Regions from separate parts of the Mus musculus genome. Here regions 1, 3, 4, 5, 6 and 7 are each linked to region 2. The links are chromatin loops, found by intact Hi-C in ENCODE. Cell type or tissue: heart. All regions are shown on one strand.

The links. Hi-C counts contacts between places; a loop is a spot of excess contacts. Peaks named below come from ENCODE experiments on the same cell type or tissue, not always from the same donor. Only the 100,000 strongest peaks of a DNase experiment are listed, where the experiment ranks them.
Region 1: it touches region 2 in a loop (4-fold over the local background); 19 of 42 quality-filtered maps call a loop at or near these places.
Region 3: a loop joins it to region 2, with 6 times the contacts of the local background. A loop is called at or near these places in 8 of 42 quality-filtered maps.
Region 4: a loop joins it to region 2, with 3 times the contacts of the local background. A loop is called at or near these places in 3 of 42 quality-filtered maps.
Region 5: a loop joins it to region 2, with 6 times the contacts of the local background. A loop is called at or near these places in 3 of 42 quality-filtered maps.
Region 6: it touches region 2 in a loop (7-fold over the local background); 30 of 42 quality-filtered maps call a loop at or near these places.
Region 7: a loop joins it to region 2, with 8 times the contacts of the local background. A loop is called at or near these places in 28 of 42 quality-filtered maps.

Annotation. Positions count from the first base shown.
Region 1 is chr13:23,736,727-23,740,726 of GRCm38, reverse strand. H1f2 (H1.2 linker histone, cluster member) reads right to left here and starts at 1,920. Exons shown (of 1, transcript NM_015786.3): 1 at 1,196-1,920. The coding sequence starts at 1,878. The coding sequence ends at 1,240. In heart, CTCF peaks have their summits at 951 and 1,863; DNase peaks (open chromatin) are centred at 956 and 1,916; H3K4me3 peaks cover 2,507 bases; H3K27ac peaks cover 3,561 bases.
Region 2 is chr13:23,620,569-23,624,568 of GRCm38, reverse strand. H2bc6 (H2B clustered histone 6) reads left to right here and starts at 3,475. Exons shown (of 2, transcript NM_001177653.1): 1 at 3,475-3,653. It overlaps H1f4 (H1.4 linker histone, cluster member), which reads left to right and starts at 2,011. Exons shown (of 1, transcript NM_015787.4): 1 at 2,011-2,792. The coding sequence starts at 2,072. The coding sequence ends at 2,731. In heart, no CTCF peak of the experiment used is centred here; DNase peaks (open chromatin) are centred at 2,038, 2,858, 3,298 and 3,668; H3K4me3 peaks cover 2,837 bases; H3K27ac peaks cover 2,824 bases.
Region 3 is chr13:22,039,827-22,043,826 of GRCm38, reverse strand. H4c9 (H4 clustered histone 9) reads left to right here and starts at 2,465. Exons shown (of 1, transcript NM_175656.3): 1 at 2,465-2,867. The coding sequence starts at 2,504. The coding sequence ends at 2,815. H2ac11 (H2A clustered histone 11) reads left to right here and starts at 878. Exons shown (of 1, transcript NM_178186.3): 1 at 878-1,349. The coding sequence starts at 900. The coding sequence ends at 1,292. It overlaps H2bc11 (H2B clustered histone 11), which reads right to left and starts at 629. Exons shown (of 1, transcript NM_178198.3): 1 at 169-629. The coding sequence starts at 597. The coding sequence ends at 217. In heart, no CTCF peak of the experiment used is centred here; DNase peaks (open chromatin) are centred at 796 and 2,456; H3K4me3 peaks cover 3,758 bases; H3K27ac peaks cover 3,392 bases.
Region 4 is chr13:23,759,711-23,763,710 of GRCm38, reverse strand. H4c1 (H4 clustered histone 1) reads left to right here and starts at 2,462. Exons shown (of 1, transcript NM_178192.2): 1 at 2,462-2,916. The coding sequence starts at 2,554. The coding sequence ends at 2,865. H3c1 (H3 clustered histone 1) reads left to right here and starts at 1,325. Exons shown (of 1, transcript NM_013550.5): 1 at 1,325-1,826. The coding sequence starts at 1,358. The coding sequence ends at 1,768. H1f1 (H1.1 linker histone, cluster member) reads right to left here and starts at 43. Exons shown (of 1, transcript NM_030609.3): 1 at 1-43. In heart, no CTCF peak of the experiment used is centred here; DNase peaks (open chromatin) are centred at 1,370, 1,680 and 2,350; H3K4me3 peaks cover 3,519 bases; H3K27ac peaks cover 3,791 bases.
Region 5 is chr13:23,528,574-23,532,573 of GRCm38, reverse strand. H4c8 (H4 clustered histone 8) reads right to left here and starts at 1,530. Exons shown (of 1, transcript NM_153173.4): 1 at 1,096-1,530. The coding sequence starts at 1,459. The coding sequence ends at 1,148. Gm11335 (predicted gene 11335) reads left to right here and starts at 1,646. Exons shown (of 2, transcript NR_167693.1): 1 at 1,646-1,897. It overlaps n-TMcat9 (a tRNA gene), which reads left to right and starts at 2,155; the gene lies at 2,155-2,226. In heart, no CTCF peak of the experiment used is centred here; DNase peaks (open chromatin) are centred at 813, 1,543 and 2,093; H3K4me3 peaks cover 3,362 bases; H3K27ac peaks cover 3,371 bases.
Region 6 is chr13:23,682,111-23,686,110 of GRCm38, reverse strand. H2ac6 (H2A clustered histone 6) reads left to right here and starts at 2,152. Exons shown (of 1, transcript NM_178189.5): 1 at 2,152-2,638. The coding sequence starts at 2,194. The coding sequence ends at 2,586. It overlaps H2bc4 (H2B clustered histone 4), which reads right to left and starts at 1,912. Exons shown (of 2, transcript NM_023422.3): 1 at 1,490-1,912. The coding sequence starts at 1,879. The coding sequence ends at 1,499. In heart, no CTCF peak of the experiment used is centred here; DNase peaks (open chromatin) are centred at 1,420 and 2,010; H3K4me3 peaks cover 3,237 bases; H3K27ac peaks cover 3,569 bases.
Region 7 is chr13:23,695,312-23,699,311 of GRCm38, reverse strand. H1f6 (H1.6 linker histone, cluster member) reads right to left here and starts at 3,501. Exons shown (of 1, transcript NM_010377.3): 1 at 2,767-3,501. The coding sequence starts at 3,446. The coding sequence ends at 2,817. H4c3 (H4 clustered histone 3) reads left to right here and starts at 854. Exons shown (of 1, transcript NM_178208.2): 1 at 854-1,228. The coding sequence starts at 863. The coding sequence ends at 1,174. In heart, a CTCF peak has its summit at 1,730 (motif pointing right); DNase peaks (open chromatin) are centred at 811 and 1,731; H3K4me3 peaks cover 2,252 bases; H3K27ac peaks cover 2,889 bases.

The DNA of each region.
Region 1 (4,000 bases), 120 kb before region 2:
AACCTATGACAAACATGAAATAAAAGCTGGGAAGAATCGAGAGAGTCGGTCCCGAGGGCATGGAATTGGGAAGATGGGTCTATTTATCATGCTCTGTACTAAAACAGCTGTTCGCTCATTTAAAGTGAGGGCTCAAAACACTGGGAGAAAACGGATTTTTACTTTCTGATCTGGCTTTCCCACGTTAAACACTTAGGTCACTGAAATCAACACTGGATCCACTGAACAAATTTCTGGTTTAGGTCTCCAAAAAGCACGTTTCACATCTCACTATAGGGTACACCAGAAATATGATCCAGGCTGCAACAAATCAGCAATCTGAATCTCTCAAAGACTGTGGGTATGAAAGAGTCCAACAGTGAATGAAAACTAAACGCTTTTTATTAGAAGCATACACTTTCAACAGATAGCCAATTTAACATTTTGGATTGTACAAAGCATTACCAAGAAACCTCAGTATTCATACAAGGTCAATCTTCAGTGACGACACACACGTATAAAGCAAGCGCTTCGGGAAGCTGAGGCAAAACAAAGTTAATCTACAACTATGCTGATCAAAATAAGGCAAAGCAAGTGTAATTGGTAATGGTAAAAAACTTGAAAAAAAAATGGCTGACAAAAGGTTGTGACGCAGTTCAACCCACAACTCCATCGCTGTGGCAAACAAACCGAAAGTACGAGAAGCAATCGTCTCAGTCCCGAGTCCAACTTAACTGTGCAGGCTAGTCGTTCCGGCAGCTACCCCATGTCTTTAATATTAAGGAAGGCAGTTCGTTGGCGCCAGCACCCCACCTTCTCCCAAACTTCCAGGCTAACCCCCACAAGAGGCTGAGCATAGAAGCCACCTACAAGCCCCGGATGCGTTTCTCCAGGCAGGAAGCTCAAACTTCGGGATGGCGCCCAATCAAACGAAGAACTAGAGTCCTGGGCCGGAGTGAGCCAACCCACAAGCAGGGCGGAACTTTCAAATCACCTTGCAGTCCAATACGAACTAGCGCCGAGGGTTGCTTTCTGCTGCTGACAGCCGTGGGAGGGTGTTCCAGCCCATAGCACTTCCTGAGCAGCCCAGCACAAACAAGTCTAGGTGGGACACGCAACCCCACCCATCCCACCGGGGGAGCGAGTGCTGCCGGGATCGAGTCCCTTGCAACCTTGCTTCATTAATCACACAAATGTCACAGCTCTTAAGTGGGAGTGGTGGCTCTGAAAAGAGCCTTTTGGATTGTTAGGGGAGGCAGCCTACTTTTTCTTGGCTGCAACCTTCTTGGCCTTGGCAACCTTGGGCTTGGCAGCCTTTGGCTTTACGGCTTTAGACGCGCTCTTGACCTTCTTGGGCTTGGTGACCTTCGCCTTCTTTGGGCTCTTGGCCACTTTCTTGGTCACAGCCGCCGCCGCGGGCTTCTTCGCCTTCTTCGGGGTCTTCTTGGCCGCCTTTTTGGGTGTGGCAGCACCAGTCGCCTTCTTAGGCTTCTTGGCTGCTCCCGCGGGCTTCTTCGCCTTGGCCGCGCCTGCCTTCTTAGCCTGGGGTTTGGCCTCGCCAGAAGCCGCCTTCTTGTTGAGTTTGAAGGAGCCGGAGGCACCGGTGCCCTTGGTTTGCACCAGGATGCCCTTGCTCACCAGGCTCTTCAGGCCGAGCTTGATGCGGCTGTTGTTCTTCTCCACATCGTACCCCGCGGCCGCCAGCGCCTTCTTGAGCGCAGCCAGGGACACGCCGCTGCGCTCCTTGGAGGCGGCCACAGCCTTGGTGATGAGCTCGGACACCGGGGGTCCGGACGCCTTACGGCGCACCCCGGCGGGCTTCTTGGCGGCCTTCTTTTTGGCAGGCGCCTTCTCCGCAGGGGGCGCGGCAGCGGGGGCAGCAGGAGCAGCCTCAGACATGATGAGTCTCTGGAAGTCAGGAACTAGTGGCAGTACGCCGATAGAGTAGCGCGGGCCCGGCGCTGTATATATAGAGCGCAGGCGCGCGCTGATTGGTGCTCCAGCGGCCTGCCTGGCAAGCTCTGAGCAGCCGCGCTGCGCCCAACTTGTGTTTGTTACACTTCACAAAAAGGAGAAAATATTAAAATATCTTGCACCAAATCTCTCGAGTTTGGTCGGTAAAGGATCCGAGAAGTCTCAGGCTTCAGGATATATGTTTATTTTTTCCTCATCCCTAAAGACAACGCGCCTAGGAGTCCCTAATTCCCCCAACTCCAAAGGAAGTCCGGGGTAGATAGAGACCACTTTCTGTTTTTCTTCTAAATTACCTGGTCGCTCCTTTGCCCTTGAAAGTTCTTTTTCTCAGGGATTATAGAGCACATCCTTCCCTTAATTTAGGGACAAAAATGAAACGATTTCCGCCTAAATTTTCACAATTATTCTGTTTCTTCGCAAGGGAAGTAACACAAGTCCTTAGTGACTTCTGATTACAGACCCACCACAACTATGGACTAGGACTGGGATTTCCAGTATAAAACACTTGGGGTAAATTGAGAGGGGGTTCATAGGCCTTGGGGGTGTATAATGTGGTGGGGGGGGTTAGGACTTAAATATCTGATTTAAAGACACTGACTTTAAAATGCTTTACATTGGTGGGGGCGGGGCACCCCATTGACTTCTATAAAGGGAGACCTTGGGCTATATTTTTAAAGCTCCTGGTTCCCCTCTGAGTTTTGCAAGGTAGGGGTCTAGCTCTGAAGAATAAAGATAATAAGAAGGGAAAGGAACCCTAAAAGTCTATATGAGCCCTCCTCTCCCCCAAATGCCAAATTAGAGTCTTTGAAAGATCTGTTTTTAAAGTGATGAGGATTTAGTTGCTTATTTGGCAGCAATACAGATATAAGTTTCAGTGCACGGGAATTCTAATCTAGAAAATAGTTTGTCTTAGTACAGGAGGACCTTCTAGACTTGGAGACTATGAGATGCAGATGTCAGTAAACTTACTGGCTTTCCAAAGGTTACCTTTGGCATAGATTTGAACAAGCTAAATATTTGAAATAGAAAATGTAACCAATTTTACCAATAAGATAAGAGACAAGATAAGTACAAATTATCATGTCATCTATAGTGGACAGCTGTATGTCATCTCTTCTCAGTTCCTCGGAATATGGCAATCTGCATTCTAGTCAACTTTGCTTTGTTAGCTTAAGGTTTTCAGCTTCATATTTCAATAACTACAACATGGTTTTGTTGTTAGAGAAAATACAAGATAAACTCTCTGCTAGTATAATTAATACATGGGGCAAAGGAAGTTCCCCTAATTTTATCAGAAATCTCTGTTTAAGTATATGTCTACATAAAAACATGTGATGAGTTTGTCAGCACTAAAGCGTGGTAAAGTCCCAAGGTTATACAAATTGAGTTCAGGGATGTTTGTGAAACAAAGCATATTTTATAAGACTGAGAATGGCCGCGTGGTTTCACGTAATAACCTTAGTTTAGCACTTGCAAGCAGCATCTCCTAGGCTTGTGTCCTCTGGGAATTAACAGCCTAATGGGATTAGGGATGGACTAATTGCTAGCAATAGAACCACTTTAAGAGTTGCCTTCCTGTGTGGACTTTGAAATGGGAATTGCAAGGCATTATTGAAAGTACACAACTCAAGCACCTTCGTCATACCAATATGCTTCAATGAAAGAAATGAGAACATGTCACCTTGCTCTGATTACGTGGGAAATGAACGAATGTCCTCCTCATCTGATAGTTGTCCATCTCCCCCAGGAAAATAGCTGTGTGTGATCTAGCTCTCCAGTTTGCTCACTTTCCTGTCACTGTAAATTGTCAAATTATTTGTAAAATCCTAGATTTGTTCATTTGATTGTTGTAATTTTTTAACTTATAGCCTTTCAAGCCGAATCAATCAAATCATAGCTCTTTAATGCAATTAACTAATAAAGCTTGCCTGGTGTAGATGCAAATTCATTGCTTCCAATAGAAAAGATAACCCTGAAAGTTATGTTTGTATTGTACAATAATAAATTATATCTCTAATTTTTGAGGATTCATTCAGCTCTCATTCTT
Region 2 (4,000 bases):
CATTATTTAAAAAAAAAAAAAGTACCTGATTTAATGATAGGCAAGGTTCATTGCCTTCTCTGCCAAGCAAGCAGTTTAAGGGGAAAGCATAGAGGACTCGAATTGTCTCGAAATTCAGGGAGTTTAATCCCTGCCCCCATCTTGAACTCAATGAGAAACAAGAAACCAAAAAAAAGATATTGGAGAGCAAATACTAATGTGTTCTACCATTTGCAGGAAGTTTTTTTTTTTTTGTTATTAACAAAAAGGGGTTAAATCCCCACTTTTCAATATCAAACACCCATACAGTTTCTCTGCTCTGGCTCAGAGTTTTAATGAATACCAAAGTTTGCATTTGTTAATACATGAAGGTGAAAATATACATTATAGCATAGAAATACTGATAATATGAATCACTTTTATATAAAATTCATCATTAAAGATAATACCACAAGATCTTAAAAATGCCTCATGGACACTGTGTTGAACTGCTGAGTTCCTCTGTTTGCATTGCTTTTGTGTGTGGAGGTTTAGGATAGTAGAATTGATAATGTGATGTTAGAGACAATTGTATCACAAAACAAAAGCCATCACATTATACTATTGTATAACATAACATTGTATCTTACACTATTGTAAACATTGTATCTTATACTATTGTATAATATACTATTTTATAATATAACAATGTATCTTGTCTCTGTAGTGGGAGTCTTGTAATTTCTGAATATAATTCCAACCAAACATCCCAGAAATAATTACTGACACTGGATTATCATTGATCTCCTAGTCGTTACCTTGGTTGAACAGCTACATAAATAAAACAACCCATTTAACACCTTCAAGGCATGTCTTTGAATCTGTTTGAATGTCTTCTCAAATATGATTCTAAGATTAAATCTTAACCCCTCATTTACCCTGAGGAGATCCACGAAACATTATTCCCATGTTTCCATAAGGAGTAGCCATATATGGAGAACAGCTGTTCAGTAACGGGGCTAGGATTCTGTAACGAAGGCAGTAGAGATGTTCTGAGCTATATTTCTCATGTGTGTTTCTCTTGATCAATGGCTCAGTTATCTAGTTTTAATATACCACATTACAATTTAGTCCTAAAACATGTCAGAAGAACTATGCAAGACCCAAGAGAAATTCCTCAAAGTAAATCCCACCTTCATTTCCAAAGACGTTGAAAACAGCATTTATATGTTTCTTGGAAATTAGTCATTTTTATGTCTGCACCATAAGTATGTTTTGTACTCTCCCCCGACCCCAGTACTCTGAATTTGAGGTACCTCAACCCAAAGGAGTAGTTTGTCCAGAGAAATAGAAAAGCAACAGCCCCGCCCCCAACCCATGGGAACAGAAAGAAAAGAATTATACTAAGAAATTATTTTAAAACTTAGGAGAAGCGGCAGAAATAAAACCATAGATATATAGACTCATGGCCTATGAGAGAAGAATTTAACTCAAAATGGTAAATAATCTGTTAAGCATTGAACTAAACCAGTTTGATGAACTCAAATGCCCTCTGCTCAATAGGCAGGACTCTCGGAGGAGCCTGTGTTACTTCCTTCACTTAAGTGCAGATTTGTAATAAAAATCATAATGCCAAAGGCAAGGTTTTGGGCTACACAAGAAGCTAACCACTTGGAGAATCGTCTTTGATGGGTCAGAAAACTGTACAGTCCAAGATCAGTTTATAATTTACGAAGAAAATAGAAAGTTTTGTTTCTCTGAGTTGAAATTTGCTGAACACCGCAGGAAATATTGCAAGTTTTTGGCAGAAGGCTTAATGCTTTGCTCACTTTTTGAGATGTGCATGAAGCCCGAGACTTCGGGGAACATTATTTTTTAAAAATCGGGCAATTCGATGTAGGGAATTTTGACATTTTTGGCTTTTTTTGAGGTGTAACAAACACAACTCCGCATCTGAGAGGACACTCCGCGGCTGCCAGCGAGGCGGGCTGGACAGCGCACCAATCACGGCGCAGCTCCGCCCTATATAAACGGGCGGGCGCAGCGCCGCGGCCCGAGTCCTGGCCAGTCCCTCTGCTTCCGGCTCGAGTTCTCTCTCCTCACACGCTTCGCCATGTCCGAGACCGCGCCTGCTGCGCCCGCCGCACCGGCCCCCGCCGAGAAGACACCCGTCAAGAAGAAGGCCCGCAAGGCCGCAGGTGGCGCGAAGCGCAAAACCTCCGGACCCCCGGTGTCCGAACTCATCACCAAGGCTGTGGCCGCCTCCAAGGAGCGCAGCGGCGTGTCCCTGGCTGCGCTCAAGAAGGCGCTGGCGGCCGCGGGGTACGATGTGGAGAAGAACAACAGCCGCATCAAGCTCGGCCTGAAGAGCCTGGTGAGCAAGGGTACCCTGGTGCAGACCAAGGGCACCGGCGCCTCCGGCTCCTTCAAACTCAACAAGAAGGCGGCTTCCGGTGAGGCTAAGCCCAAAGCAAAAAGGGCAGGCGCGGCCAAGGCGAAGAAGCCTGCGGGCGCAGCCAAGAAGCCCAAGAAGGCTGCGGGGACAGCCACCGCCAAGAAGAGCACCAAGAAGACTCCAAAGAAAGCGAAGAAGCCAGCTGCAGCTGCAGGAGCCAAAAAAGCTAAGAGCCCGAAGAAGGCAAAGGCAACTAAGGCTAAGAAGGCGCCCAAGAGCCCTGCCAAGGCGAAAACGGTAAAGCCTAAAGCGGCCAAACCAAAAACCTCCAAGCCTAAGGCAGCTAAGCCAAAGAAAACCGCAGCCAAGAAAAAGTAAATTTTCTTTGGCCAACTGCTTAGAAGCCCAACAACCCAAAGGCTCTTTTCAGAGCCACCCACAACTCTCAGTAAAAGAGCTGTTGCACATTCACAGGGGGTGTGGTTAGGGTGGGAACAAACCTTAGTGGGCTGAGCTTAGCAGAGGAGGCTGGGGATATGTGGGTGTGCGCAATGGTGTTAACTCTAGCTTAGCTATCTGAAGGTCTGTACATAATCTCCTGTATGTGTGGTGGTGGTGGGTAAGTTCATATCCCACAAGTGACCCTTAGAGACCATGGGAATGAAGTAGTTTACTCCCGGCTGCCACGTCGATAACTTTTAAGGGAGATAGCAGAATGATTTAGAGATAGAATCTTAAGCATTGAGCGATTCAGTGCGTAAAGAGCAGGATCGATGTCCTGACAACCCCACCCGCATCTCATCTCAGTTCTGACTGCTGAAATCAAGCATACAAACCCAACTAGAGTACTTTTTTTTCTGTGTTCCCCCATGTTTGATAGCGATCGTGCTTAAATAGGTTAGCTATAGCAGATTTGTGCAGTTTAATTCGTACGTCCCGATTGGTGAAAGCGAAGTGACAAGACAGCCAATGAGACAGTAGACCTTCAAGTGTCGTTTACGTTCCTGTTCGTGACGAAACACTAAAACTAACCCAATCCTGAAAGAAATCTTATTAACCTCATTTGAATACTGCGTAATGTAAATGAATGTGGTGTTAACTGGTGACGGAGTAGGTATTTTACCAAATGTTTAGTGTGCCCAAGGGAGGGAGTTAAATTTTACACAATCCCTGAGCTGGCGAAGTCCGAGCCTGCCCCACAGAAGGATTCTTAGAAGCTGCCATCAACAAACAGAAGGACAAGGAGCGCAAACGCTACTGAAAGGAGAGCTTCTAGCAAGTGTACAACGTGCTGAAGCAGGTGAGCCCCAACATGAGCATCTTATCCAAGGCCATGGGCATCAATTACATTTTAAAGCACATTGCCTGCATCGTGCCGCATTACAAAAAGCGAGTAACCGTCATATCTCAGTTGATCCAGACTGCCATTCTCCTGCATTGCCCAGGAAGCTGGCAGAGCACCAAGCCTGTTACCAAGAAAACAAACCAAGTGCGCATTTGCACGAATGATTTCAAGGACTTTAAAGAGCCAGGCATTCTTTCAACAAATGAGTTGTTGTTGTTTCAAGTATCCTTAAACTTAAAACTATGCGGTTTTTTGGTTTTTGTTTGTTTGTTTGTTTGTTTGTTTGTTTTTTCTCAATCTGT
Region 3 (4,000 bases), 1.6 Mb after region 2:
ATGGTCTAGGGGTAACAACTACCAACTAAAATTAAAGGACAAAAAAAAAAATTACTGTAATGCAAAGTAACTACCCTGTATACCAGTATTCAGATACCAACCTGGCTGTGGTCAAACGCCAAAAACATAAGTTAGCAGTAGACATGCAGCAGCTCTCTTTAAAAATTGTGCGTGGCTCTGAAAAGAGCCTTTGGATTTGGTGTCAGCCTGGAGCGCTCACTTGGAGCTGGTGTACTTGGTGACGGCCTTGGTGCCCTCCGACACCGCGTGCTTGGCCAGCTCCCCGGGCAGCAGCAGGCGCACGGCCGTCTGGATCTCCCGGGACGTGATGGTCGAGCGCTTGTTGTAATGCGCCAGGCGGGACGCCTCGCTCGCGATGCGCTCGAAGATGTCGTTCACGAACGAGTTCATGATGCCCATGGCCTTGGAGGAGATACCGGTGTCGGGGTGCACTTGCTTCAGCACCTTGTAGACGTACACCGAGTAGCTCTCCTTGCGGCTGCGCTTGCGCTTCTTGCCGTCCTTCTTCTGGGCCTTGGTGACGGCCTTCTTGGAGCCCTTCTTCGGGGCGGGAGCGGACTTCGCAGGCTCAGGCATAGTGAAGCAGGACCTCTACGTAGAGCTATACCACAGAAGCTGATCGGCTCTTCCCTTTTAAAGAGGCCTTATTCAAATAAAGCTTAGGAAAGCAAAATGATGATTGGGTGATTGGTTTGATGACGTCATATAGGCTTTGGCCCAATCAAAATACTTGTTGCTATAATCGCTTTCCATTGGTCTAGATGAAAAGAACGCAGCCAATCCCGAACGTTCCTTTTCGCGCCCAGAGAAAACTATAAGGACCAAGCTCTTGCTCTTTGGGAACGTACAGTTGTCACTAAGGCTGTTTAATCTTTACAATGTCTGGACGCGGCAAACAGGGCGGCAAGGCTCGCGCCAAGGCCAAGACCCGCTCCTCCCGGGCCGGCCTGCAGTTCCCCGTGGGCCGCGTGCACCGGCTGCTCCGCAAGGGCAACTACTCGGAGCGCGTGGGCGCCGGCGCCCCGGTCTACCTGGCGGCCGTGCTGGAGTACCTGACGGCCGAGATCCTGGAGCTGGCGGGCAACGCGGCCCGCGACAACAAGAAGACGCGCATCATCCCGCGCCACCTGCAGCTGGCCATCCGCAACGACGAGGAGCTCAACAAGCTGCTGGGCCGCGTGACCATCGCGCAGGGCGGCGTCCTGCCCAACATCCAGGCCGTGCTGCTGCCCAAGAAGACCGAGAGCCACCACAAGGCCAAGGGGAAATAAAACCCTTTATACAAAGCACTGTTGATCGCCAACAAAGGCTCTTTTCAGAGCCACCTAACCTTTCCTAACAAGGGCTTAGCACTTAGCTTTCTGGAAAGGAATTGAACAGACTCACGGGCATAGCGCCGTAGGTTTCCTTTTTAGCAAGTTAGGCTAAATTCCAGTTTGTCATTAGTAACTTGTTTTTGCACTGAATGGAATGGAATGGAATTAGAATGAAAACATTTTGTGGCCGTCTATAGTTAATGAGCCAGCGTCTATATTCATAAAGTCAGTGCACAAGGAAAACTAGGCCACCACATCTTTGGCACTGGTTTGGGCGGGCTGTCCCTAGAGACTCAATATTAAGTCACTAAGTAGGATTAGGCCTTAGGTTTCTTAAAGGAGAGGGTTTGTATAGTGTGCATCTCAGCAAGTAGAGTCACTTTTCCCTTGTGTCCTGTAGAGCCATCCTCTACCTCCCGTGTAGTTTTAACATTGTAAACCTCAGGTAAATACACTGTAAAATCTGGTTTCTTTGAGACTTCTAACTGGAGTTCCTCCAGCATTTATAATCTTTTGTTACCTTAAATACATAATTTTGTTTAGTTTTCCTGTGCTAGAATTATTTCTGGACCTGTGTGACTTAAATATTGAACCATGTGTTTAATCCTAACAAGCCTTTAATCCTAGCATTGGGGAGACAGAGCCAAGTGGATCTCGAAGTTCGAGACCAGCCTGTTCTACAAAGCTACTATCACATTAGATACATTAAGGCGACTGTCACAAGATAAATGAGAACAGAAATAACAGCAGTTTAAATGGTTCACGTACTAAAACACTGTAGAGGTTTTTTGTTTTTTTGGGTTTTTTTTTTAGCTGTGTGATTCCATTAGTGATTTTTCTCACTATCTTATTGATTCATTAAAAGATATTCCAAGTATCCGCAAATAAAGGGAGAATGACGAGATCTGCTTCTTTTCCACTTACATCCTATACAGTCTTTTTCTTGTTTAAGAATGTGCCACATTAAAAGGTGGAAGAAACTTGTTCTTATATAAAATGAATGAGCCGCTAGGCTCCTGGGCTGCTGAGCGCCCCTCCCCCGCCCGCAGGCACTTCCGCCTGACGTTTCTGTTTTCACTCCGGTCCGCAAGTTCCCTATAAGAGGGACCGGCCTTCTCCACAAAGCCATCTGCTTCGTCTTAGAGCAGTACAATCTTGTCTTCATCATGTCTGGTCGTGGCAAAGGAGGAAAAGGCCTGGGCAAAGGCGGCGCCAAGCGCCACCGCAAAGTGCTTCGGGACAACATCCAGGGCATCACCAAGCCCGCCATCCGCCGCCTGGCCCGGCGCGGAGGAGTGAAGCGCATCTCCGGCCTCATCTACGAGGAGACCCGCGGTGTGCTGAAGGTGTTCCTGGAGAACGTGATCCGCGACGCCGTCACCTACACGGAGCACGCCAAGCGCAAGACCGTCACCGCCATGGACGTGGTCTACGCGCTCAAGCGCCAGGGCCGTACTCTGTACGGGTTCGGCGGTTAAGCTGCTCAGTTTCTTCCAATGCTACTTAAAGGCCCTTTTTAGGGCCACCACAAAATCAAAAGAGCTAAGTTGCTTTTCAGTGTTCTTTTTGTCCTGGAACTCTGTAGACCAGGCTGGCCTTGAACTCAGAAGCCTGTCTGCCTTTGCTTCCCGAGTGTTGGGATTAAAGGCGTGCGCCACAAGACCTGGCCAGTGTTAAGCTTTTGTAGAACTATTTACTGCAGACTTAGGGGAATCCCAATAGAGCCTTCTGCTTGGGACAGAAGGTTAATTTTCTCGGGGGATGAAAATAGTGTATGAACTCAAACTAGATGTTTGGTTTGGCTGGATTGGGCTGTATGGAGGTTCTGTTTACATTAAAAGTATTCTATGCTAACCAATGGAAAACAGCTGGTTTTTTACCCTTATCTTGAAAATTGCATCCTCGTTCAGTCCATAATTGGGATTACAAAGGCAAAACCACTGGGTGGTTTTGCACGCATTTAGTTCCAGTAGGCAGACACAAGGCTGGGCTGGTCTATACAGAGAACTACACTGAGAAACTCCTGTCTTGAGAAAGAGTAGTTGGGGTTACAGGGTATTTGGTCACTACCATAGACTACTATGATTATTAATCTCTCAAGCTAGTAATGGTAGTAGTTTTAGAATGGAGAATTTGGAACAATTGGCAAACACTGAGCCAGTTGAAATTGCTTGCTTGTTTGTTTGCTTTCCCAGTCCTTCAGGGTTGTGAGGAGCTTACCTGAGACATGTGTATCCTTTATATTTATTTGTTAAAAAACACGTTATCGTTGCCTACCCCATTTTTCCTGTTCAAGCCCATTTCACTGACCACTCCTTTAGTTGCTTATTTCAGAAGAATTTGAATCCTGCCCTAATGTTTTGAAGTCACCTCTGCTCTTTAAATGTCAAATAATACAGTCTTTGTTTTTGTTTTGTTTACCCTGGCTGTGCTGGAAGGCCTCCTAAAGGATTAAAGGTGTATGCCAACACACCTGGCTTGTGTGGCTTTTAACAACAAAGACAATGTGGCATGTGACTAAAAAAAGCAAATGCTTAATTGTGCTTTATTTTCGTTAGTTTTCACTTAAGTGCTAGATTCAATCAACTGATTAATATTATGTTCAAAACAATTTAGTTACATAATCTGAATCTCATTGGAGAACTCTAAATTTAAGAGCTCAA
Region 4 (4,000 bases), 140 kb before region 2:
TGATGAATAAACAACAGCTATACCCAAGACGAAGAAAAGAAGTAGAAAGACAAGGCCCCTGCACGGAGTATTTATAGAGCAGTGCTGTGCTGTGATTGGTGAATGCTAACGCCCGCCCCCTGGACCCTAAGGCCCCGCCTCCCGTGCGCCTGTCTGCCTGCAAGATTTCAGAAACTAACTCCTTTGCGATTCCACCGACCTAGCTTCGTGTTTTTGCAGGTAGAGGAGGCGGCCTCAAAACTTCTCCGGCTGGCTGCTTGAGGTGGAATTTCAACCACAGCAGATTCTCCTTGTACTCTCCTGTTTTATCATCAGAAAGTGGTAGATGCCTATCAAAAAGGAGCTCAACTAGTGAAAGGTGGCTGTAAATTAGTCAATTAAAACCCAGAAAGCCAGCTTGTGGGCCTTCTCTGCGGGTTTCAGTATTGATTCTTGGCAGTAATGGGAGCAATGTATCGTTACTTTATATTTTAGTTATGCAAGAGGCTTAGTGTTCTTTTAAGGAGTGTCAGCTTGCGACAGTGATTTCATATTGTGAGCCAGTAGTGGCTCAAATAAAAAGAGAAAAGGCAGGACACGACTTTTCCCAGGATATGCAAGTACACAATAGCTCTGGGAAAGTCTTGCCCATTTTTTTTTTTAAAGAATTTAAAAGTGCAATCCTAACATGGTATGACGATTTCTATAGTTTATAGTTAAAAAATTGTTTTCGAACGTATCAGTGATATCTGGCCAAAAATGCGTGAAAGTATTTTGAAAATTCAAGCTCCAAATGCAAGAACTCAAAGCATCCATACAAGTACAGCCATTTAATGAAGAAATGCTCAGAATAACCCGAGTCAGACGTCTGTACTTTTACTCCCATGTTTCTCTCCATTTCTTTACAGTGTGGGTTGCAACAAAATGGAGACTTTCCACGCAAATGAAGAGTTCTAAATCTGCTGTTTTAGTGGCTATTTACGAAAGGCAGTAAACCAATCAAAAGGTAGAATCTGGCCTACTCTCCTTCAATGTAGAAGTCACATTGTTACATTTCAATAATGAAGATAACAAGATTGTTCTCTATTCTTCAATGCCACTAAGTCCAAGCTGCAATGTGTTTGGAAGCAGATGTGCTGTAGAAGATAACAGTCACTGGAATTTTATTCCATTTACTTTAAAACACACACATACAAAAATAAGTACCGCGGCAGACTACCTTAGCCTCAACTGCAGTTCTTAAACATAAACCAATCAGAGTCTTAAACGTCACAGATAACCAGTATTTTCATCCAATCACTATCCTTTGCATACTATAAATAGTAGTTCTGAACTCACCATCTCCAAGTGCTCACCAGCTTGCTTTCTAGTTTTTGCTATGGCTCGTACTAAGCAGACCGCTCGCAAGTCCACCGGCGGCAAGGCCCCGCGCAAGCAGCTAGCCACCAAAGCCGCCCGCAAGAGCGCCCCGGCCACCGGCGGCGTGAAGAAGCCTCACCGCTACCGTCCCGGCACCGTGGCGCTGCGCGAGATCCGGCGCTACCAGAAGTCGACCGAGCTGCTGATCCGCAAGCTGCCGTTCCAGCGCCTGGTGCGCGAGATCGCGCAGGACTTCAAGACCGACCTGCGCTTCCAGAGCTCGGCCGTCATGGCTCTGCAGGAGGCCTGTGAGGCCTACCTTGTGGGTCTGTTTGAGGACACCAACCTGTGCGCCATCCACGCCAAGCGTGTCACCATCATGCCCAAGGACATCCAACTGGCCCGCCGCATCCGCGGGGAGAGGGCGTAATTGTACAGTTCCGTACAGTTCTACGGAATTAACCAAAGGCTCTTTTCAGAGCCACACACGATTTCAAGTAAAATGGCTGTAATTTACTCCATCCTTAAACGAACCTATATATTCCCTAGTGTCTATAACGGTGGATATTCCCCAAAACTTGAGTTTATAACAGCCCAAAGTTGATATCAAGTACAAAATAGGTCAACTGATTGTCTGGTTTTACCCGTGGAATATGCGTAAAGTGTACAGGTCGGATCTCTGACGTGACCTACTCGCAGGCTTTCGGTCCTTATAGGGCTCCGATCCAGAGAGGGGTCTGTGATGTCACTTTTCCCGCCGTCCGGCTTTCGGGGCGGGGCTGATGGGCGAGATATGTGACATCACTTTCCCGCCGGCGCGCTTTCTGGTCGTGACTGAGGGGCGGAATTTGTGAAGTCACTTTCCCGCCGGCGGGCTTTTGCGTCTTTCCCGGCATGGCTGAGAGGAGGGATCAGTGATGTCGCTTTCCCGCCGGCGCGCTTTCGGGTCTTGGCTGAGGGGCGGGGTTTGTGATGTCATTTTCCCGCCGGCGCGCTTTCGGGGCATGGTTGATGGGAGGGATTTGTGACGTCACTTTCCCGCCCGGGCGCTTTCGGTTCTTTCCCGCCAGGTCTTATTGGCGGGGTTTATGACGTCACCGTCCGGCGGGCGGGTTTTCGTTTGTGTGATTCTGTTGGGGGTGGGAGATCAAGGCCAAGCAGCTATATAAAGGACCGACTCTCAGCTCTGACTCCATTTTCCATTCTTCCTAAGACATGTCGGGTCGCGGCAAGGGAGGAAAAGGCCTGGGCAAAGGCGGCGCTAAGCGCCACCGTAAGGTTCTCCGCGATAACATCCAGGGCATCACCAAGCCCGCCATCCGCCGCCTGGCCCGGCGCGGGGGAGTGAAGCGCATCTCCGGCCTCATCTACGAGGAGACCCGCGGTGTGCTGAAGGTGTTCCTGGAGAACGTGATCCGCGACGCCGTCACCTACACGGAGCACGCCAAGCGCAAGACCGTCACCGCCATGGACGTGGTCTACGCGCTCAAGCGCCAGGGCCGCACCCTCTACGGATTCGGCGGCTAAGACTTTTTTAATTTGTATTTTCTAACCAAAGGCCCTTCTCAGGGCCGCCCACATTCCCTGAAAAAGCGCTGTAATACTGAACCACCTAACAGCTTGGGCATCTCAGAATATAGAGAAATTGAGTAAATAAACCTTGAGTGCCTTTGGAGAATTGTAAGGTCAAGTTTGCACCATTTTCTTGGAAAAGAAATACTGCCTTATTAAGTGTGCGCAGCTAAACTCTGTTCCTTGAGGAAAGCCTGAGTGAGGGATAGGAAAGCAGTTAAGCATGGTTCTCATCTAACCACATTAAAAACGTCTGTAAGTCCGGGCGGGGTTCAAGTAAAGTCCATGTAAGGCAGAACTAAACATTCCTCATAATTCTCAACCATTTGCCCTGAGATGTGGCCTTTTTGCCAACAATGCAATGGCAAAAATTGTTTTTTGTTTTGTTTTGTTTCTCTTTCTCAGAACAGGCAGAGTCCCAGCGGATTCATGTCTTAACATGGTGATTACACAACTAAGATAAATGGCATTGTATTTGAGAACTCTAATGCCGTGTAAGTATAGTAGCTTCCATTTCATGACCCCCTTTACAGCTTCACCCCGTGGCCAAGGTTGGTAAAGGCAGGGGTGTTCTTGGAATAGCTTCCTGTAGTCTGATTTTTGTTAATGTGATTGGCCAGTGTAGGCAGATTGAGGAAAGCTGCTACAATTTTGGGGTGAAGCAGTGACAGTTTGAGAGCACAGGTGAAGGGGATGTGAGCTCACTTTGTGACTGAAAATAGGAAAATAACTTTTCCTGCAATGAATGGCCTAGACAACTTGATCCTTCACCCAAGTTCTAGCATTACTGTTTACCACCACACCCAGCTTGCTGGCACTTTTTTGCCTTCCTCCTCCATCTTCATCTTCTTGTGGTTTTGTTGTCTATGTATTTTTTCTTTCGATTGTCTTTATTTTAGTCATCATTTAAAAAGGAGAGTTTTGAACCTCATCCTGTCGCTATTAGCTAGGTCTAAGTATCTCTCCTTGATTTGGGAATTCCTGTTTTCCAACCGTGAATTTCTGGTAGAAAAATGAACTATTCAGCATAGCTTCATCTTAAACTAATGCATATAATTCATGGATAATACATCCTGGAAAGTTTCAGGAG
Region 5 (4,000 bases), 92 kb after region 2:
ATCCCAGCACTCGGGAGGCAGAGGCAAGGGTATATCTGGAGTTCGAGGCCAGCCGGGTCCACAGAGTTCAAGGGCATCTAGTGCTACCCAGAGAAACACGGTCTCAAAAAAGAAAAAGAAAAAAAAGTGGTGGTGGTATCATGATGACGATGACGAGAAACAGTCAGAAGGCTGAACAATGAGGAAAAGTATTTCTGCAAAACCTGTTAAGCTGAGTTGGATCCCTCGGTGGAAGGAGACCCAAAATCCTGTAAACTGTTCATTCACCTAGTAACACACACAAAGTGTTAAATAAACATCACATTAACACCCTGAATTTCTGTGATTTCATAGTATAATCATACAAGTAGATTGCTGGCCATGAAGAAAAGCATCTTTTCTGTCGAGTTTTTCTTTTGACTTTTGGGGGGTTTCTTTGTTTTCGTTTTGTTTTGTTTTTGGAGACATTTAGCCCCAAACTTTCGGTGTACAGTACTCTAAAATCTTATCACTCTTGGCTGAAACCAAATTCCTGAAGATACACTTAGACCACATCGAAAATATCAAAACTGCCTATACTGACTTAGATTTTATTAAAACATCCATCACGAATGCACTCCTACATGTTAACAATCGGGACGTTCCCATAAAGTTGCATATTAGAACTACCAGTTTTTTAATACTTTATCTAATGCCCAACCTTAATGAAACATTCCTTTTTTAGTAAACACCTCTCCACCGTGAGTGCCAGAAAAGCCCACACTGCATGGGTCTCCAGGACACGCCGGATTTCCGCAGTCTGCGCAGACGCTCCAAAGCACAGAAACAGCCAACCACCGTCGGTGCTGTGCACTCAGGCCCGCCCCACGCTCTAGTCCCAAACTGCGCAGCCGCTAGCTCTCGCGCTTTGTCCTTGCAACCTGCACCATATAAACAAAAAACTTTATACTTCCTACTTCAATAAATGCACGCTGCCCGAATATAATTTAAGAATTTGCCAACCTGGATTGTAAATACCTGAATAGTGAGTCGATTAACGTACTTACACAACGCTGCTAACGTTGCACAATCATTTCAAAACGTAAAACACATGTTCGCTCTTTTAATAAGAAAATGTGGGCGGCCCTGAAAAGGGCCTTTGGTTTTGTAGGTCAGAAGCAAGATTCGCTTAACCGCCGAATCCGTAGAGGGTGCGGCCCTGGCGCTTGAGCGCGTAGACCACGTCCATGGCGGTGACGGTCTTGCGCTTGGCGTGCTCCGTGTAGGTGACGGCGTCGCGGATCACGTTCTCCAGGAACACCTTCAGCACACCGCGGGTCTCCTCGTAGATGAGGCCGGAGATGCGCTTCACTCCCCCGCGCCGGGCCAGGCGGCGGATGGCGGGCTTCGTGATGCCCTGGATGTTGTCACGCAGCACTTTGCGGTGGCGCTTGGCGCCGCCTTTGCCAAGACCTTTACCGCCCTTGCCACGACCAGACATGGTGTACTTGCTGAAGAAAAAACCTCAACAGAGTGGAAGGCACAGGCACATTACTTATATGCAGTGTTTTCGGACCTGATTGAAGACTGAAACCCCCTGCAATGGCCCCGCCCCTGGCATGGGCAATGCCTAGTGACGTCACCAACGTTCGTTGTACTCGCTCCTTGAGCTGGGTCCTTTGTCCCCATTCCGGACTTCCCGGCCATTTTAACGAGTTCAGACTAAACAGTTTCTTTAGCAATACATATTTGTCACTTGTAACAAATTTAGAAAGACAGGAGATCTTTGGTGAGCCAAGCGATCACAAATACTGATGTGGAGGTCTCGCTTCCCATGTTTTTATTTTCGGCTGTAAAGGACTAAACACTGGAGAAAATAGCACCATTTCTTCCACTATCTCGACTTAAGGACAAACCTGATCCCAAACTCTTCGCGCAGGTAAATGCGTGGTTGGTCACTAAGACGCGCTGTATTGTTTTCTCCTTTGTCGAATTACTTACTAGTATGTTAATGTTTACTGATCTAGTCCAAATTTTGCTTTCTCTTTGACTCATTAGCGACATTATTCCCAACAAATATTAGCCTTTAGGTAGACAAAAATTAGAAGGTGCCTTCCTGCAGGCCTTTGTATGAAGTAGAGAAACACCAACTGCAAATAAAGTTAAGTATAATATTTTGAAAGGCTCTCTTTAAGTAGCAGAGTGGCGCAGCGGAAGCGTGCTGGGCCCATAACCCAGAGGTCGATGGATCGAAACCATCCTCTGCTATCTGGACTTTTTTTTTTCTTTTTTCCCTCCTCCTAAAGTTAAGTTCGTGAGGTAAATCGATCTCTGCAAAACGGAACTGGAACTTTTACATGGACGCTCAAGTGGTAACTCATGTGTTCTCTTGGTAATAAGTCAGATTTATTTTGCCCAATAAAACCTAAAATCACTACACGAAGGTGAATACAAGTGTAAGAGTGGAGGAACAGAGCTCAGTTTCTTCTATACATAATTCATAAAGCCTTATTTTTCAAGGGTCTGGTGGTAGGAATACATTCATTGATCAGTCCCTATAGATATTCTTTGCAATTACTAGAGTCTTAATCTTGACAACAATAGGTAGTGTTTTGAGAAAAGTGTGTGTAGTTAAGGGAGGATGTGGGGGTCTTCAGTTGAAGTCTGACTGAGAAAACCACTTCTGCTACCGACATTAGTCTCCACTTTCACAAAGATAAATCTTTGCTAAGCTATTGCTATTCTCTACGCTTATTTTTCAAGTTTTGTACTCACTGTCTTTTTTTATTTCTCTCACAGTAAAGATTCCTGTTCAAATTTTATATGTCACACTGTCCTAGAAGTTAAAACACAAAAAAAACATAGTAAGTAGTCTAGAATCAGTACAGATATTTTGGGTTACTTTGTTTTGAGTGACCTTGAAATGCTCCTCTTGCCTCTGCCAACAAGCTGTACTGTGTCTTCTTAAAATAGTTTTTCACTGGATCAGAAAACAGAAATCCAAAGGCCTCTCTCCTGTTAGGCTGTAGAGATGGAAGACTTTATTTCTTCTCAGAGGGGGTTAAAGGTAAAGATCAGCCTTTTTTTTTTTTTTTTTTTTTTTTGCTTCAAACCAAAAAAAAAAAAAAAAAAGTGAAAATTTTTTTTAAGAACTACTTTATGAGCTGCAAGAATAAAATTGATCTCAGCCCCATAACTACCCACCAGTTCAGTGACTTGGGGAAGTCCTTCCGTAACTACATGCGTGTGTAGTTAGGATTACAGGAAAGACTACAATACAGGAAAAGACTGTCACGAAGGAGAAGACTGGAGAAGGCTCTCTTGTCCTCTCCTCCATGGTGTCAGACATCCATCACTCCAGCTGAAAGCCACAGGAGTGTGCATCAGCTATGGCAGTCTAGTACTGTCTGTTCAACAGGAGTTCGAATAGTTCCAGGGAACTGGTTGCCTGGTGACCACATGCTTACTGGTCATAAATTAAATGCTACATTAAGTACACTGCCAGCATGGGTCACAGTCACTCCCTGCTTCAGGGATGGAGAATAAAATTACTACCCAGGAGCTATGAGGACATTCCCGAATTGTCATTTTCAGTGTATGGCTAAGGGTCATTACCATGGCCCTTACCCACAGAACTGAACATTAAATAGAGAAGTTCTGCTCCCATAGCCTTGCCCCAGTGTTATGGAGTGTGCAGCCACTGGGGAAAGACCATACAGTCAATCTGATTATAATTACAAAGTGCAATACATACAATCTCTGAGCTAACTGTGAGATTGCCATGAAGGAAGGCTATGGGAAGAGGAGTTTCAAGGGGGAAAATAACAAGACCTTTAATATCTATACAAGCAAGCAAAAGCTGTTCTGTTCTGCCAAGTCAAGTGGTTAAGCCAACTCAATGCCATCTTTGGGTATCTGTGTAAGCCAGTTACAGAAGCAAAAATAATAATAATAGTTAGTCATATAGTAACAAACAGTCACACGGGGCTCTTCAGTTTTAGAACAGGTCACTGAGACTTATCTTCCAGGCAAACAGCTAGAG
Region 6 (4,000 bases), 62 kb before region 2:
GAATGTCGAGACAAGATACTGCTGTTTCACTGATTTCTTCTTGCTCTTTCTCTCGCTCGCTCTTTCTCTCTCTCTCTTCTCTCTCTCTCTCTTTCTCTCTCTCTCTCTCTCTCTCTCTCTCTCACACACACACACACACACACACACACACACACACACACACAGAGCAGAAGGGGGGGACCAAGAGACAGAGACATAGAATTTGGAAGGAGATTAAAAAAGGACAGGCCAAACAAAGAAACAACATGAATCTCACCAAAGGCAGAAGTGAAAAAATCACCAATGATTTGCTGGTCAAATGAAAAGTATCAATCTACTTCAACCCTGGAGCCTTTTATACACTTCTGAGCCTGATTTGTGGATTTTGGCAACAATTCAACCAAATGCGAACCAGAAAAAGGAGAGTTGTGCAAGAACAAAGCTGCAGCACTAAGGAGACATAAGGCGGCAGAAGGCTGAAAAGGTTCCCCACACTGCTAGCTCATAATGTAATCCTAAACCATATCTAGGCACAGCTTCTAGAAATAAATGATGTAGATGATAGCATGCTGTTAACTTCTGTGGGGAAGAGAGCAAGTGTACTGTTTCTTCGAACAGGCAAGACAAAGGCTTAGATAAGTGGGGCCGGAAGAAGCGAGCCAGTATTTATGGCCAAGTTTGTTCAGGGGGCAACTAGGGTGATGGAAATATTCGCCTTTCATTTGGACAAGCAGAGGACTAAACTCCGCTAATGACTCTGAAGTCCTTATATTTTGAATTGTTAAGTCAACAGACACAGCAACGGCGTTCGTTTTGGGATTTCTTGCATTAAGTCCTTCCAGTTCAGCCTCTCCCCACTGCTTGCTTCGGATCTTCTCATTTCTCTAAACTTTCACGTCACTTGGACTATGAAAATTTAGTATGGCCAAAGTACGGTAAAGTGATACATTTGCATTTGCATTTGAACAATTCAGTTCCGTCTTTTACCAGAACTTCAATGCCGTAAGTTTGACAATTCCAGGTCATATTTTAGAATACTCTACCAAGATACTGGTCTAAGATTTCATGCTAGATAGCTCGGTAATCTGATATTAAATCTACAAATGAAAAGCCTGTCCTTTGTTACAGACCCCTCATGTTTAACATCAGTCTTGGAGCCACTTCTTTCCAAAGTAAAACCTACAACTTATAAAAGACAAACTTCCTAATGGCAACAATTATCCTCTTCAAAGTCTGTCACTCCTGTCCTACAACTTTGTTCTGATGGACTCAAGTCCGCCTCACCGGAAGTGACGTTTGCAAGGCTTTTTTTTTTTCTCCCAACAAAATGGTTGTAGCTAAATGTAACCAAGACTGAAATTAAGCTAAAAGTATCCCACTGCCTTTAAGATTTATAAGCACCTGTCATCTGCTTCTGGGTAAAACTGAACGCACTGTTCTACCACAGCTCTCTCTTTGAGAAAGTGGGTGGCTCTGAAAAGAGCCTTTGGAATTCGCTACGGAGGCTTACTTGGCAGGATCACTTGGAGCTGGTGTACTTGGTGACGGCCTTGGTGCCCTCCGACACCGCGTGCTTGGCCAGCTCCCCGGGCAGCAGCAGGCGCACGGCCGTCTGGATCTCCCGGGACGTGATGGTCGAGCGCTTGTTGTAATGCGCCAGGCGGGACGCCTCGCCCGCGATGCGCTCGAAGATGTCGTTCACGAACGAGTTCATGATGCCCATGGCCTTGGAGGAGATGCCGGTGTCGGGGTGCACTTGCTTCAGCACCTTGTACACGTACACCGAGTAGCTCTCCTTGCGGCTGCGCTTGCGCTTCTTGCCGTCCTTCTTCTGGGCCTTGGTCACGGCCTTCTTGGAGCCCTTCTTCGGGGCGGGAGCGGACTTCGCAGGCTCAGGCATCTTCGGATTTCCAAACACAGGAACCTCAGTGTGGGCTGGGAACGGACTTCTCCTACTTATAGGGCGTTTATGCTAATGAAGGATTTCGAACCAGTCTCAGCTAATTGGAAGAAGAAAAAGTAGTGGGTTCATGGGTGGGATTATGCAAATGAAGTTTCCAGAAGCAGATTTTCTATTGGCTATATCAATGAGCTCACTTGTAACCAATCAAGTAGTAGCGTTTACTACCCAGGAACCTACTATAAAAGCTGCCGCGTCTGTACAGTCTTGGTAACTTGTTTTTACTGTTCTGTTACTTACACAGCACTATTACTATGTCTGGACGTGGTAAGCAGGGCGGCAAGGCTCGCGCCAAGGCCAAGACCCGCTCCTCCCGGGCCGGCCTGCAGTTCCCCGTGGGCCGCGTGCACCGGCTGCTCCGCAAGGGTAACTACTCGGAGCGCGTGGGCGCCGGCGCCCCGGTCTACCTGGCGGCCGTGCTGGAGTACCTGACGGCCGAGATCCTGGAGCTGGCGGGCAACGCGGCCCGCGACAACAAGAAGACGCGCATCATCCCGCGCCACCTGCAGCTGGCCATCCGCAACGACGAGGAGCTCAACAAGCTGCTGGGCCGCGTGACCATCGCGCAGGGCGGCGTCCTGCCCAACATCCAGGCCGTGCTGCTGCCCAAGAAGACCGAGAGCCACCACAAGGCCAAGGGGAAATAAGCAACAGAATCTGCGGAAACTTCAAACCCAAAGGCTCTTTTCAGAGCCCCCACTTTTTCAAAAGAAGAGTTGAACAGGATACTCTATTGATAATTTCTACCCTAATCTGGTGGGCTCTAGATAGTAACGACTGGTCTTGATTGTTAACAGTTTTAATTACTTGGGAGTATTTTTGTAGAGTAAACTTTATTAAGATTGGTAGTACCCCCTAGAATTTGATAGATTGGGCAGCTTAAAGTCAAAGGTCTCAGAACTTCTGGTCTAAGCCGAATACTAATGTTTGTCAATGTAAGCCAGCTGAAGGTTGTATGTTTTTAGTACTATAAGCCTACCACCTACTCCGTTATGTCCGACCATGAGTCTGTGTTTGTCCTCATCTGCTGCAGGAGTTTCTCTGATGATGGCAGCTCATTCTAACTCACATGCAGGTAGTCATGGAGTTCTTATGAATTACCAACGTTATCCATTTTTACAAAAATTTTACATTTTAAAGCAAGCTCCTTGGTTGTTCCCAGATTTCGAATCTGTTCTTGGCTGGCTTGGCTGGCCGGCTGGCTGGCTGGCTTGCTTTTAGAGACAGGGTTTCTCTGTATAGCCCTGGCTGTCCTTGAACTTAGATATTTGCCTGCCTCTGTTTATGGAGGGCTGAGAATAAAGGCAATGCACAACCATGCCCATTGGTGTGTGTGTGTGTGTGTTAACCAGAAATTAGTGCTTGCAGTCTTACTGATACTGGAGAACCCAGGCAGCTTCTTCCTCCTTCCCCAGCAGTTATTCTAAAAGAAAAATGATCGGATGCCCAGAAACTGTGAAGATAAAGGGCTGAGGAAAAAATCACATTGACTCCCCCTAGGAGAAAAAAAAAAAAAAAGTTCTATGATCATACCACCTAAATGTGACTGATTGTAGAAGATAAGCAGTGTCAGGCCTAGTTGACACTCCGATGGGAGGCCACGTAGGAATATTGGGTGCTGTGGGCTTAGAAAAAATAAAATGAAAATGAAAAAGGAGTTTTCTGAGTTGTTTGGGTTTGGGAGAAACGGATCTCATGAGACCCAAGCTGCCTGGGTACTTACTACATAACTAAGACTGGCCTTGGACTCCTGAGGTTTCTGCCACCATTTCTCAAATGTTAGGAGTACAGGCATGAGTCAACATGCCTTGCTGAAGAAGAATGGCATTGTTTGTTTATGCTGGGTCCATTATACCTCAGGCTGCCCTCAAACATGCTGGGCAGCTGAGAATGACTGTGGACTACTGAAATCTCTTGCCTCCGCCCTCTAAGTGCTGGAACTATAGTTGTGACTACATGCAAGCTGGGCTTACGAAGTCTGATATCACTGTGCATAGCTACTACTGTTTGGTCAGGAGTCCAGCTCGGGATTCCTTCAAGTTTGAGAACCTGGATCCTTGG
Region 7 (4,000 bases), 75 kb before region 2:
ACTGCTACTTACTCTTCTGCCTTTTTTTAAAAAGGGGGGCGGGGGTCGGATTAGCCTTGTTTTGACATCACTAATCATATCACAAGCTTCACCAGGACCTTGTAGACTTTGTAATGACCTTAATCAAGTATTAGCCCTGTACTGTAATTACCAGCTCTACAAAACACTTCTTCTCTTAAGGTGAGCAAGCCATGCTGTGATTAATAAGGGCTGGAAGGGAAACAAACTTGGAATCACAGCAGGTAGAGGATAACCGATAACCTAACTATTCTTTTGTAGACTTTCTCAGTTTTTATTAAAAAAGAGGATAGACGGAATCATTAGGTCTCTGACTCGAGATAGGGAATATGAAGTTTGCAGTTAGGGTGCTCAATTTGAGATGCCTTTTCAATGTTTATGTCTACCCAAACAAAACTGCCGGGAATAGATTAAACTTTACTGACATGGGACAGTCTTGGCATATTTTACCTCTGTTTTGGACATCTAACCTGAGTCCTCACAAAGAAACCATCAACTAATTTAATACAAGACAGAAATAAAAGCAAACGAGAAATGGGGATGTCTGCTTTGTGGAATGGCCCCAATAAGCCTTTCTTTCATGAGAAAGAATGGGGTCGGGGTGGGGAGGAGGGAATGAAGTTTTTCTGCAGGATTTAAATGTGGTCTTTAAGAGACACCGCATGCAAAGAATAGCTGGGGCTTGCTAGCCAATGAAAACATTCAGATTCCAATGACGCATCCTTTTTTCTCCACCCCCTTCCAAGACCCGGATTCGGAAACCCCGCCTAACGCTCTAGTTTTCAACCAGGTCCGCAGAAGGCCTATTTAAAGGGACGATTGCTGTCTCCCTGCTGTCATAACCATGTCTGGACGTGGTAAGGGTGGTAAAGGCCTTGGGAAAGGCGGCGCTAAGCGCCACCGTAAGGTTCTCCGTGATAACATCCAGGGCATTACCAAGCCCGCCATCCGCCGCCTGGCCCGGCGCGGGGGAGTGAAGCGCATCTCCGGCCTCATCTACGAGGAGACCCGCGGTGTGCTGAAGGTGTTCCTGGAGAACGTGATCCGCGACGCCGTCACCTACACGGAGCACGCCAAGCGCAAGACCGTCACCGCCATGGACGTGGTCTACGCGCTCAAGCGCCAGGGCCGCACTCTCTACGGATTCGGCGGTTAATCGACTAACAAACGATTTCCACTGTCAACAAAAGGCCCTTTTCAGGGCCACCCACAAATTCCTAGGAGTTGTTCACTTACCGAAGCTTTAATCGAGCCTGCTAGGTAGTTTAAGTGTTATTCTGTCCTATACTTATGTGGTGGGTAGTAATTATGCCATGCAGCCGAATATACCCTGTAGGTTTAACTGGGTAATATAACAAGCCCATAATTTTGAACTGTCAGAAGTTAATACTGAACGAACTGTTTTAGAATTATTTGAAGGTTTTCCACTGATCGTGTCACTTCTCAATCCACTTTTGATACCGGTCATTTAAGAGCTTATTCCCTTCTGGAGCCATCTAGAAGCTCAGGAGAGAGCAGGAACCATTGTATCTAAGCAAGGCAAAGGCTGATTACTACAGAAACTGAAGACGCTTAGCTGTTATTAATTGTATACCATTAATAAGGCCTAAGTACACATAATCTATATTAGGGACCACCTAATGGTATGTTTATATACAGTTTAGTTGTGCAGTGGCTTGATAATTTAAATTCTTGTGGGTGTGCCATGTTTGCCATCTGCCACAAGAGGGCGGCGTTATTTCCAGGAAGTTGGAGTCAGAAGCTGTTGTGAGCCAGCTGTTGTGTATTCTGATATACAAACTTCTTTTAAAGCATTAAGTGTTCTTGACTGAACAATCTCTCAAGCCACCTTACTATGATCTTTTGTCATTCCTCATACCAATGCCTAAAATAGTTTAATGTGAATTTAATATTTGTGGCACTCCATAAAACTTGATCACTTTAAAAGATGAGTTATTTTTGTTTTTTGTTTGTTTTGTTTATGTTCTTCAGCCCAGACTTCCCCAGTGCTTTTTTTTGTTATGTTGGGGCATTGAACTCAAACCCTAACATTTTCATAAAGAAGTCCTTAATTTTTAATATGGTTTTTGTCATTCTCCTGAAGCCTACATGCTATTCTCATAAAATACATAAAACATTTCAAAAATAACTGTTAGATCAATAGTATTGAACTATTTTCTAAAAGTAGAACAAAATTAGATCTTTGTTGACACATCGCACAACTGCAAAAACTTTAGGGTTTTGTTGTTGTTGTTGTTGTTGTTGTTGTTCTGTTTTTTTGCTAACTGCTTGCTTTATTTTTTTATCCATCACTGAGGAAATCCTAAAAATACAACTCAAGAAAAATAAATATAACCTCTAGCTTAAGCACTGAATATCTGGGTTCATAGTGGTCCTTTGAAAGCCTGGATGCCAGTTACTGCTGTTTGAAAGAGTAAGTTCAGTATTTTTTCAGAGTGGAAGCTCCTACTGGCGTTATCTCTATCTCCTTTGATATGAGGGTGTTTCTAGAATGAAATACATCCATTGTGTATTTCAATGGTGACTTTTATTCTAGAATAAAAGACATTGTGTGTTTCAATGGTGACCTTTATTCTGGCGTAAAGCCACAAATACACAACCAAATTTGGAAATATTCTACACATAGGGACCCTAGGATTCTACTCTAGGGTTTCAACGACAGGTCGACCTGAAGTAACTGCCCACCTTAACTTTGGTTCAAAGTGTTTGGCCATTTTAAGAAGTATGTAAGTGGCTCTTAAAAGAGCCTTTGGGTTTTTGAAAACTGGCTTTGAAACTCACTTCCTCCCTGCTGCCTTCCTCAGATCGGTCTTCTGCATGACCATTTTTGCCTTCCCAGAATTGGGGTTTGCTGCCCTGGCTTTGGCGGGGCTTTTACGTTGCTGCACGCCCTTGGCCCCTTTGGTCTTCCTTCCGCTCCCAGAAGCTTTTGTGGGCGTAGCCTTTGGCTTCTTGACAGCCTTGGTCTTGCTACTCTTGGGAGATCTCGAGGCCCGGGGCAAGCCCATCTTCTTAGCCTTGGCAGAAGCAGATTTCTTGCCCTTGCCCTTGTCGTTCCCAGAAGCCGCCTTCTTACTGAGCTTGAAGGAGCCTGAGGCGCCAGTGCCCTTGGTCTGCACCAGGACTCCTTTATTCACAAGTCTCTTGAGGGCCAGCTTGATACGGCTGTTGTTCTTCTCCACGTCGTAACCAGCCGCAGCCAGGGCTTTCTTCAGGGCAGCAAGGGACATTCCTGCCCGTTCCTGCGATGTGGAAAGGGCCTCAGGAATCAGCTTGGAAACTGAGAAACCCCGAGGTTTGCGAGCAGGGGCCAGGCCAGGCTTTTTCCCTCGCCTTTTAGATGAAGGTTTCTCCTCCACAGGAGCTGGAACAAGGGTACTTGAGGCCGCAGGAGCCGTTTCCGACATGGTCAAGAGCTGGACAAGAACTACACCAAGTGAAAACTAAAGGAGAGCCAACAGTGATGGGGTAGTGGGGGCGTGCGGGGGGGGGGGGCGCTTATATAGAGCAGGGCGCGCTGTGATTGGTGCATCCCCAGGTGCCTCCCCCGCCCCCGGAGGAGGGGCATTTGTGTTTCTTTTCCCCCCAAAAGTAGAATCTTGCATATCTGCTCACTGCAGAATTGCTCAGGTTATGACACCAGGTGACCCACGGGGACTTAGATTCCACGCGACTTTTTACCCTTTGTTGACAAATGTACCTGCATGCCAGAACTAGTGGGAAAAGTCCTTGATTTTCAATCAAATTCAAAAGGAAGAAGAAAACTTTCTCTTTTCTTTGCTAACTCAAAAGTAACTTTTAGTAGAAAATGTATCCAACATCTTGGGAGGGGTCTTCTACATATGTGGCTTCTATTTAGTGAAGAAAATCAATTATGCAGGCCCTAATTCTCACTGAAATTATTTATATACGTGATGGAAGTAACACAGATGTCTTGACTGTCTCACTGTGGAATTAGACG